Linked DNA regions of Homo sapiens: region 2 is linked to region 1. A link is a contact called in ENCODE Hi-C or POLR2A ChIA-PET data. All regions are on one chromosome and are shown on one strand. Each heading gives the region's core, a stretch centred on a gene start or an enhancer-like site at or near the end of the contact. The rest is flanking DNA. Distances are from core to core; before and after follow the strand shown. Region 1 holds the start of YWHAQ (tyrosine 3-monooxygenase/tryptophan 5-monooxygenase activation protein theta). Region 2 holds the start of HPCAL1 (hippocalcin like 1).

What was found. Hi-C counts contacts between places; a loop is a spot of excess contacts on that map. ChIA-PET counts read pairs that join two places held with the same protein, here RNA polymerase II (POLR2A). Pooled maps may share reads with other maps.
Region 2: a map of naive thymus-derived CD4-positive, alpha-beta T cell shows a loop between it and region 1 (7-fold over the local background). The contact joins the promoter of HPCAL1 here to the promoter of YWHAQ in region 1. A Hi-C loop is called at or near these places in 1 of 168 maps with a recorded cell type or tissue (naive thymus-derived CD4-positive, alpha-beta T cell) and 9 of 50 pooled maps. POLR2A ChIA-PET finds 5 or more read pairs at or near these places in 1 of 52 experiments (T-cell).

Annotation. Positions count from the first base shown.
Region 1 is chr2:9,628,451-9,634,050 of GRCh38, reverse strand. YWHAQ (tyrosine 3-monooxygenase/tryptophan 5-monooxygenase activation protein theta) reads left to right here and starts at 3,054. Exons shown (of 6, transcript NM_006826.4): 1 at 3,054-3,110; 2 at 3,517-3,892. The coding sequence starts at 3,599. RefSeq lists silencers at 2,733-2,902, 2,953-3,052, 3,253-3,602 and enhancers at 3,723-3,822, 3,566-4,468.
Region 2 is chr2:10,299,595-10,305,194 of GRCh38, reverse strand. HPCAL1 (hippocalcin like 1) reads right to left here and starts at 2,291. Exons shown (of 5, transcript NM_002149.4): 1 at 2,018-2,291. LOC101929691 (a long non-coding RNA gene) reads left to right here and starts at 2,478. Exons shown (of 4, transcript XR_922791.3): 1 at 2,478-3,617; 2 at 4,182-4,353. RefSeq lists silencers at 1,397-1,576, 1,895-2,092, 1,977-2,756 and an enhancer at 1,657-1,716.

The DNA of each region.
Region 1 (5,600 bases), core at 1,805-4,304:
TGTTGCCTAGGCTGGAGTGCAGTGGTGCAATCATGGCTCATGCCAGCCTCGACCTTCTGGCCTCAGGCGATCCTCCCATGTTCAGCCTCCCGGGTAGCTGGGACTACACGCATACGCCATCACACCCAGCTAATTTTTATGTTTTTTGTAGAGACAGGTTTTTGACATGTTGCCTACACTGGTCTGGAACTCTTGGGCTCAAGCAATCCACCCACCCCGACCTCCCAAAGTGTTGGGATTACAGACATGAGCCACTGTGCCCAGCTGGGATTATTTTTATAGATTACAGGTAGAGAGAATTGAGTTTCAGAGAAGATCAAGGTATCCAAGGTCAAATCACATATAAATAGCAGGGCTGAATTTAGGGTCTTCTGGCTCCATGTTAATGTGCTCCTTTTTGTTCCAGGAGCTTCTTCATACCAGGTAACTTAGAAAAAATAATAAGAACTTCATAAATAAAGTAATAATTTCTCAGTACTCCCTTTGCTAGCTGTCTGTTCCTTGCACTTCTTCCCAGTATGTTGGATGTGATGCTTAACAGGTTTCACATTTATTAGGGTGAAGCTCCTAGAAGACAGAGGCTGGTCTGATCCATCCTAGGATCTCTACAGCATCTAGCAGAGATCTGGGGAGACTTGGTGAGGCAGCCTCAGCAGTGGTTAAAAAGATGGGCTTTGGCACCCAAACTGCATGGGGTCCATATCCAAGGTTCTGCCGCTCTCTAGCTGTGTGGCCCTGTACGTCATGCTTGACCACCCTGTGCCTTAATTTCCTTGTCTGTGAAATAGAGATAGTGAGTATAATAACACCTACTTTGTAGTTGCATTAAGCAGATTGGATAAGTTAATTCTTGCAAAAGACTTAAAATAGTGCTTGACATATGCAATCACTCAACACAGGTTAGCTCTTTCTGTGTCCAGGGACTTCAAGTTCCCAGAGCCTTGTTTCTCTCCAACCCGAGTTCTTTCAGGCACAGAAGCCTTTAGCTATGTAGAGGGTCCTCTGAATCTTCCTAAAATGCAATTTTATACTGTGTTATTGGTTGGAAGCAGTTTTTACCCATGATTCCAGATGATTGCAACTAGATGAGTTGGTGTTCAATAAATATTTGATTGAATGAAAGCAGAAATTTCAGAGACTAAGGTACAGAAAGCAGCAAAAACTTGCCCAAGGTCACTGGGGGAGACCACAGCACAGCCTAGACTTTCTGACAAAGAATTTAGTGTGCTTGCTCCTTCTGGTAGTCCCTCTCTACCACAGAGGTTCCATCCCCTGACAATTTCCTCTCCTGGGTCTCTATCCCCCATCCACCTCCACTGGCTTCTCCCCTTGCCCGGGTTGCCTCTAATTTTGGTGAGCTTGAAATTCACTGGTCATACAGAAGGCATTTTATCTGACCTTCCACATGCAAATTCTTTCCATTGGGATTTCTCGGTGTCCAGCTCCACCCCAGCCCACAGGGCCATAAACACTCATGTGTCTGTAGCGGGGCCCCAGGGATTCCAGAAATAACAGCAGGGCCCTCCATTAGAAGGCTGGAACATAGTAAGGCATTTCTGCATTAAGACACAGGCCCTTTCCAATCCAGGCCGCTCCTGTCTGTCAAAGCACAAAGCAACCTTCACAAGTCAGGACAGGGAGGGGCAGTCAAGAGGGAGTCTGAATTTCTGGAAAGTCGGCACCTTCTCCTCCCATCTGTCTGCACTCTCAAATCTCCCATTCTAGAGATTCTCCGGATTTGCTCCAGTCTCCACTCAGAATGGGAAATTCTTTATGATCCATTCTCCTTAGACCTGCTGGAATCGGGATCATAGCAGCGTGAACCCAGAGGGCAATTCTCATCTTAAGATGGCACAGGGACCACGCGCCAGACGGGCAGGGCAGCCACCCTACCTGGATGGAGTTAGGGAACTGGGGAAGTGCAAGGAGAGACAGGAGTGGTTTAAGAGGAAAGGGAGCTGCCAGGGATGACCCTGAATGGGAGGGGCCTGGGGGAATCTTTCTCGCTTCAGCAGGGTGTTCCCCAGGAGGAGAAAATCAGAAATCAACATCCAGGGAGAGGATTTCAGCTTTTCAAGTGACCTCTCACAAATAATACCAGAAACAAAAGCGTGTGCACATGTGACAACGATGTGAAAAATGATGTATTTAGGTGCATAACCTGGAAAGCCTAAAAGATACATAAAAATTGCTTTTTTTTTGCGGGGAGAGATGTTATGGGCAGGGTTTTTTTTTGCGGGGGTGGGAAGGGGTAGTAATAGGTGTTTTCCTGCAAATTGTGCTTAATGTCATTTCTCATTTTAAAGAAAACCACAATACTTGGCATTGTCACAGAAACTCCCCTGGATCTTCTGGGACCTACCTTTTCACAAGGGAATTTTTTGTTTTAGGATGCCCATCTGAAAACTTGAATTTATCATGTAAATGCCATACTGAAGACACCGTCTCCAGAATCAATTCTTCTTTAATGGGGATGCGGTTTGCTTAATTCGGAGCCCTAATGGCAACGTCATTAAGGTCTGGGTTTAGTGTCTTGGGATCCAAACCTTTGTCACGGATAGAAAGGTGGAGGAAAGAAAGGCCCCCGTGCTCTAAAACAGCTGAATATGTCACCCTCCGAAGTCCAGCCTCGGCCAGAGCCCGTGAGATGCAATGCACCATCCGCAGCGGGAGACGCAGCCGCCGCCTAGGAGGTCGTGCGCGCCTCTGGGTCTCGTGCCGCACCCAGAAGTGCCGGGGTGGCGGGGAGGCTGAGGGGAGTTGGTAACGGCATCGCCATGGCAACAGTGACGTCCTTTTACCCTGGATCTAATTGGAGGAAACCCCGTGGCCGAAGCCGCAGCCTGCCGGCCAACCGAACTTCCCCGTACCGACCCACCCTCCTAGCCTCCGCGTTCCCTCCCGCTCCGCCCCCCTCGCCCCCTTCCGCGCGCTCGGTCCTCATTGGCCAGCGGCGCGCTGGGGGCGGGACTCTCGGGAGAAGCTCGGCGCATCATTGGGCGGTGGACCGCCCCTCGGCCCCGGGGTAGGCTGACACGGGAGGGTCCTCAGCTAAAGCCAAAAGCAGATCAAAGTGGTGGGACTCGCGTCGCGGCCGCGGAGACGTGAAGGTGAGCGCCTGGGTCGGCCCGCGGGCTTCCTCCGGCCGCGCTCGGATTGAGGGCCGGGCGGAGGTGCCGCCCTTGAGAGCAGCCGGTTGTCGATGCCGCTCCCCTCAGGGACGGCTCCGGGCGGGAAGGTGCGGGGCCAACGGTCGCTTCCATCTTGGGCCGGCCGGGCGGGGGTGGCGGGAGCGGCCGCGGCTCGGGCTCCCTGCGCGCGGGGCCTCCGCGCCGCCCCCGCCTCCTCCAGCCGCGGGCCGCGGCCTCCCCGGGTGCCCAGCGGGGGAGGGGGCGGGGGAGAGGGAAATTCAAGCGGCCGCGTGTGCGGGAGACAAAAGCGGGCGGCGGGCCGCATTGTCTGACGGCGCTCCCTCTCTGCTTTTTGTTCTCGCCTCGCCGCCCCGCCCCTCCGCAGCTCTCGAGGCTCCTCCCGCTGCGGGTCGGCGCTCGCCCTCGCTCTCCTCGCCCTCCGCCCCGGCCCCGGCCCCGCGCCCGCCATGGAGAAGACTGAGCTGATCCAGAAGGCCAAGCTGGCCGAGCAGGCCGAGCGCTACGACGACATGGCCACCTGCATGAAGGCAGTGACCGAGCAGGGCGCCGAGCTGTCCAACGAGGAGCGCAACCTGCTCTCCGTGGCCTACAAGAACGTGGTCGGGGGCCGCAGGTCCGCCTGGAGGGTCATCTCTAGCATCGAGCAGAAGACCGACACCTCCGACAAGAAGTTGCAGCTGATTAAGGACTATCGGGAGAAAGTGGAGTCCGAGCTGAGATCCATCTGCACCACGGTGCTGGTGAGTCCTCGGCGCGGGGAGCAGGGGAGGCCTTTTGTGAGATGCTTTTCATTGAGAGTTTCGCGGGCACGGAAACAAACGTGAGCCGGGGCTTGCCGGACTGTCTGCTGGGGTGGAGGGTTTTAGGTGAGCCCTGACTTCCCTACTGTGTCCCTCCGGTTGTTGAGACTCAAGAAGCCGCTTTTCCAAGGATAAGTCCTTTTTTTTCGCCCCAGATGCTGGGTAGCTACCAAACGATGGAACTTGGAAACATCCAAGTAGGTCTCTGCGAGACTGAAAGGCGTTTTTAAGTTTCTTGTGCGGGGAGACTGCGTCCTGAGATCTGTGAGCCCTTTAAATGTATTCAGTCGGTTCACAAGCTTCAGGCAGTTGAAAGAAGGCGCAGGCACCTTTTTGTTACAGACAATGTAGTAGGGATTTTTTCCCAAACCCAGTAATGGAAATTTACTTAGAAAATCTGAACAGATACTTTATTTTTCAAGTAAGAGTATCTGTTGTGCTCCCCCCCACCCCCCATAAACAGGAGAGGAGGGGAGTTCGGGAAATGTGAAAAGGACACAGCTGTATCTGAAGAACACAATGTCCTGGTAAATTTCAACATTTAATAACATTTCCTTGCTGTTGCACACCTGTGCTTAAACACTAGTGTTGAAGTGAATTCGTTTCCAGTGTGGAGCAGACAAGGAAAGCTTTCCAGGTTTTGAACTGTCCAGTCTTAGCAAGGACGATTGTTGGGTGGAGTAGGTGGCTGCTGTGATTCACCCTTATTAGTGAGAGAGAACATTTTTAGCTTTGTCATTCCATGGATCTTTTGATCCGTAGGATAAGTTTTTAAAACTGAAATACCAGCATTATATCCAGGAGTGTTTTTAAATGTTTCAGTGCTGCCAAGAGTCATTTCTATGAATAAAATGGGAAATAATCTCATATGGTTTGCCTTTTAAGTGTCACTTTTACAAGAGGCCTACTTATTTTTGATGTGTTTGTGCACATCATATTTTAGGTGGGCTTTGATAGACAAGCATACTAGACTGGGGATTTTTCAAAAGGGAATGGAAGAAATAATTTCTCCCTGGCCTCCTCCCCCACCCCCACCCCCCAAGCCGCCTTTCTTCATCTCATCAGAATGGTGGGGCAGGGAATATGTTCCCCACCCCTTGTTTAAAAAAAAAAAATCCACGAAACTTTTTTAACCTATCTATTTTTCTAATACGATGACAGGCGATCCGGACAAAATCATGGCTGATGGAAATAACTGGTAAAGAGGCAAAGAAAGTAATGCAGACAGTGTGTACTAAAGTGGAGAAAACTTAAGATTATTTACTTTATGAAGTCAAAACTTCGTTGTATTCTTCCGTGTGCTCTTAGCTTCCAGTCCCTGCTTGGCATTGAAGAAGCACTTGTAAAAGCTTTTTGGACTGAATTGCTCGTATTAAAAAATTTTGCCAACTTGAAAGTAGTGGTAGACTTCAACTTGAGTAACATATGGTAATGGCTGTTAACAGCATTATCTGTTACCAAGGGAAGACTCATAAGAATTCCATATGTTAAGGTTTTCTATGTATGTATTTTGGATACTCTTACAGCATATTTCATTTCTGTTCAGTTTATTGCTTTTCAATTAGTTACCTTGAAGCAATTCAGAATCACCGCGTGATTTTTCTTGTTCTCGAGCAAGGTGACTCTGAGCCAAAGGAATATTCGTTTT
Region 2 (5,600 bases), core at 1,042-3,541, 670 kb before region 1:
GATTCACACCAAAAGCCCTTTTTTCTTGTAGGACATAAAATCATTTGATGAAACAGAAAACAGGGTGCATTCTAAGTGTGCCCCTGTCACTAAGTCAGGATGAAAAATGAGAAAATGAGTTCATCGCATCCCCCTGGCCTGCCATGGCTAGGATTGCAGGGCTTCAGTCTCGGCCGAGGGAAACCAAAGGAACCGGACCAGGTTTCTATCCCTGGCTCCTAAAAGCCCGCAAAGCAGCCCGCCTCTCTGGGAACACCATCACGTAGCCCCTGACAGTTGGGAAGCGCATCCATACCAAAAGGCCGCCCATGCTGTCCCCTCCGCAGCCCAACCCCATGCCGGCGCTCCATTTTGAGAGCCTCCTGCACTGGTGAGATCTTGGCTCCCTTGGTTAAAGGCGATTTTTTTCCCCCAGAGAAAGACACCAAGGCGATGAAGGGAAAGAATATCCTTCGCTCTGGCCGAGAGCCACCCGACCCCTAGAGCTGGCCTTGCTGCGTCCGAGCCAGCGCCGAGGCGCCAGAACTCTCCAGAGAGTGAGTCGTGGTAAGAGCTGGGTGCTCGTTCACTGCGGTTCAATTTTACGACTAGTAGGTTTCAAAAGTAAATGTTTTAAATTAAGGTGTGGGACTAGGAGGAGGTGTCCCATGTGGCACCCCCGGCATGAGGCTGGCTGCAAGGGAGCAGGGATGGCAGGGGCTGGGGCTGGGGGTTGTCTAATGCCGAGGCCAGCAGCTGGACTCGGCGTCCCTGGCAAACATCCTCCTCTGGTGGAATTGGGGTCAGCCAGGAGGAAAGGGGTGGCCTTTGGCGGCCGGGACACCCCGGGAGCCCGAGATCTGCATGTGCGGGAAGCGCCAATTTTACGCCGTGACTCTCGGACTCCACGAGCTGAGCTGCATCCTCCCGGACTAGGAACTTGTTGAACCAAAGGGTTCTCAACTCCGCAGTCGCTGCCTCCCGGCCAGGAGAGGGACCCCCACGCTTGCGCGGGAGCCTGGGGGCTGGGGCAGGGCCGGCGCCCAGCGCGGCGCTCTCGGGCACTCGCGGAGGCGGCGCCGCCCGGGAGGTGCTGCAGGAGGCAGCGCAGCTGGCAGCTAAACTTTCTCGAATCTCAGTGCTTCGCGGTTAAGTTAGGGCCAGGGAGAGGCACAAAACACGCCCGGGGAAAATGTAAGGCCCCACCCACGATAAAGGGGAAAAAAAAAGGATTTTAAACAGGAGACGCTAATCCAATTAACACAGTACCTACTGTGTGCGGGGCTTTGGACCAAGAGCTGTCTTCAGTGCGTTCTCATTTCACCTGTCACCACAGCCCCCAAGGGAGGAGCTGTCCTCATTTTAAAGAGAAGCAAACCGCGACCGGGGAAGGTGGCGCGTCTGGCCCAGGTCGCAGTGCGGGTCGCGGGGAGGCCAGGGCTCTCCTCGTCGCCCCATGGCCCTGGGAGGAACGAGCGGATCGCCTCCGCGTGGGCCCCCACCCTTGGCAGAAGCTCACAGGCGACCCACGTGGGCCGCACGGACCTGTTCCCTGAGGGCTGCCCAGCCTGCCCGCGAGGCCCGCCCTTGCCCGTCGGGTCCCAGCTGTCCTCGAGGCTCCTAAGCTACGCACTGCGCCGACCAGCAGGGACAGGGGGCTCTGGGCGTGGGGCTGGACCACCCACACCCACCCCGCCACCCCGCTCTGCGCACAGCTGCTCACACACGACACCCGCCAGGCACCGCTCCCCACCAGCAACTGCGCCCCGACACACAATTCCACAAACGCAGTCCAAAATGTGCACACCTAAGGCACACATGGATGCCCACGAGTACACGCCATTCGAAAGACACACCACCGTCCGCAGTCACCCACAACTCCACCGCGCAGAGAAACGCGGGCACTCCCGGACACACACACGCGCGCACAACACACACGCAAAGAGCCGGATCGCAGCGCTCGCCGGTGCACACGCCGGGTGCACACGCCCGGGGCACACTTCAGCAGCCAGCAGACCGCAGCCCGCCCCTTCCCTACCTGCTCCGGCGCAGGACGCGGTCCGCCGGCTTCCCGAGCCCAAGTTCGGCGCCGGCGGCGGCTGCAGCGGGCCCGGGCCGCTGCCCGGGACAAGCGCGCCGAGGCCGGGAGGAGTGACTAGCAGCGCGGGCCTCCGTGCGCCCGCAGCTGCTGCGCCGGCCCTGCGCTCATCGCCGCCCAGAAAGACAAAAGGAAGCCGGCAGCCAGGGAGGGAGCAAGGTGGAGGCGCCCGTCAGTCCGCCCGTCCGCTGCCCGCCGCCGCCGCGGCCCGCCTGCCAGCTCCGGGAAGGAAGGGACGCGAAGGCGGGACCTGGAGGCGGGACCCGGAGGCGGGGGCCGGGGCGGGGCGCGCGGCCAGAGGCGGGCGCTCAAGTTTCCTACGGCCCCGCCCCCTCCGGGCCCCGCCCCCTCCACGCCCCCTGCCGGACCCTCAGCGCCCGGCTCGGCCCTCGCAGCCCCTGCACCTCGCTGCTCCTCGGCCCTCGCGGCCCAAACCTGGCCCTGCCGGGTCCCAGCCCCCAGTGGCTTTCGGGACAGGGGCGGAGCCGGGCACCGGTTCTGTTCCCCTAACCCTTGGCCTCTGGCCTGCTGGTATAGAAGAGGCCGAGAGGCGGCGCCCGGGAGGGGCCAGCCCTGCGCCCGCGCCCCCCGCCCCCACGCCGCAGGAAGTGGCCCGGGCGGCCTAGGAAGGGGAAGAGCCGAGTTGCCCCAGCCCCGCACCCCCAGCCCCAGCCCCGCGTGCAGCTCGCACCCCTTCCCACGCCTGTTCGGGGGAGAGCCCCGGGCCTGGAGTGGGAAGCCTGGCTCCAGCTCTGGTTACCTGCAGTGACTCCCCAGGCCGTTTAGGCGAGTCCATTGGGCCGCCTCTGCCTCGGTTTCCCCACCTAACCACGGAAGGTGCTCCTCCCTTCCAGGCATCTGTGGTCTTCGAGCTCCACGCGGGAGAGGCGCCGGTCTGGCACCTCCTGCCCAGGGTCGGCGCCTCCTGGCTCTCGGGGAGGGGGGCATCCTCCATCCCCTGCACCTGCCTCGAGAGGAACCAGGGACAGAGCACCCCCACCCCCACCAGGAGCTCCGGAAAAACGGCTTCAGAAGAGCAAATATACACACACACCCACCTCCCGCCCCAAACATCCCCGAAGAAAGGTAACCACAGAAACAGCCAGAAATGTGGAGCTGGGCGATCGTATGAGGCTGAGACAAAACTGTCTTTCTAGCGTCTCTAGGGGAGAGCTTGAATCCCTCCTTCCACTCCTCCTCCACGGAAAACAGAGTGAACTCCTGCTACAGAGGCCGCCAGAGCAACATGCAAGACCAGCTTTGAGGGGAGCGGGCACAGGGCCTTGCAGGGAAGGTGGGCCGAGCCCAGACCCCTCATTCTTACTTGGCTCTGAAGGCGGAAAGGCAAAGCTAGACCTCGAGGAAGTTCCCCTCCCTGTGGGCCCTACAGTGAAGATTACATGAAGGCATGTGGGCGGTGGACCAGAGTGCACCGACTGATGAAGGCGGCCCGGTACCCGCGGGTGCCATGCCTCCTTCTTAGCCAAGGCCACTCTAGCTCCCCGTGAAGTATCCAGGTAGAAGGCTGGTGGGGTTACAGGTGAGAAGCCGTCGGTGGGGTCCAGGAGCCAGGCCTGGGGAAGCACACGTCACTTCCACCCACATCCATGGGCCAGAAGTAGTCGCACAGTCCCACCAGGATGCAAGGGGCTCTGGCAGCTGTGGTCTTCATGAGTGTTTCGGAAGTAAACAAAGCCGGTTTGATGAACACGTAGAAACATCCCTGCCACAGAAACTGAGCAGATTTCTCCCAAGCACACACAGGGCAAAGGGGCAAAGTCTGTCCACAGACTCACAGGAAGGGAGGTGCATGGCAGACACAGGCAGGAGGTGGGGTTGGGGTGGAAAAGTTCAGGGAGGGCTCAAAAGCAGACCAAGGCCTGTTTCTGAAACCCAGCCCACTCACTGGTTCCTCCACACTTGGCCCATGCTGTTCCTCTCCCATGTGACTTTTCCATCTTCCCCCTCCAACCTGTCACCCATCCATCCTTCAAAACTTAGGTCAGTTAGCTCTCACCTAGCCCTCAGCAGCTTAGCCCGCAGATGCTTCCTCTGTTTCTGAACTTCTAGAGAAACACACTTAACCGCAGACCTCTTATTCCAGGAGTGTATCTCTCTCAGATGAGATACAAGTTGGTCCCTTCCCTTGCGTCCCTCCTGTTCCTTCAAGAGGAGGACTGTCTACCCACCCCGAAGCTTCATGGAGAGAGAGCACACCGTCGTTATTCAATATGTAGTTTTGAATTTAACTAGAGCAAAGAAGAAAGCAAATTCAGGTAAGATGTTGTATAATTTCCTGGGGCTAATGTAACAAGCACCTCCAACTGGGCAACTTAAACAACAGAAATGTGTTGTTTTGTAGCTCTGGAGGCTGGAAGTCCAAGATCAAAGTGTTGGCAGGGCTGGCCCCTTTGGAGAGATGTGGGGGGCAGTTTGTTTCATGTCTGTCTCTTAGCTTCTGGTAACCTCATGCATTCCTTGGCTTATGGATGGCCATGTGCGCTCCCTGTGAATTCACATCTTCTCTATATACCTGTCTCTTTTCCCTTTTCATAAGGACACAGTCATTATTGGATTAGGGCACACCCTAATGACCTCATCTTAACTTGATCATCTGTGCAGACCCAATTTCCAAATAAGGTCACATTCACAGGTACCAAGGGTTAGAAGTTCAGCATCTTTTGAGGGAAACAATTCAACCCATAACAGGTGTCATGCTAGATAAACAATTTGTTTTTCATATGATGACTGTAAACAAGACAGAAGTAATTCTGATTGTTCTTAATATCTGACTTAGTTTTATGACAATTTTTTTCTAACTTTTATTATAATATACACATAACATAAAATTTATCATCTTAATCCTTTTAAAGTGAACAGCTCAGTGGTATTAAATACATTAATGATGTGCAACCAGCACCACCATCCATCTCCAGAACTCTTTTCATCTTGTAAAACTGAAACTCTATACCCATTAAATAATGACTACCTCTCTAATACCTTACATAAGTGGAATCATACAGTATTTCCTTTTTGCAACTGGATTATTTCACTTAGCATAATGTCCTCAAGATTCATCTATGATGTAGTGTATGTCCAAATTTCCTTCCTTTTTAAGGCTGAGTAATATTTCCATGTGTGTGTATACCACATTGTGTTTACCCACTCGTTTGTCAAGAAATCATTGGGTTGCATCCACATTTTAGCAATTATGAATAATGCTGCGACGAACATGGGTGCACAAATATCTTTTCAAGATCTTATTTTCAGTTGTTTTGGGTATATACCCAGAAGTGGAATTGCTGGATTATGTGGTCATTCTATTTTTAATTTTTTGAAGAAGCATCATAATAATACTTTCCACAGTGTACCATTCTACATTCTGCCAAACAGTGCACAGGGTTCCAATTTCTTCACATCCTCACCGCCAGCACTTTGTTGTTGTTGTTGTTGTTGTTGTTGTTGTTGTTGTTGTTGTTGTTTTTGAGACGGAGTCTTGCTCTGTCACCCAGGCTGGAGTGCA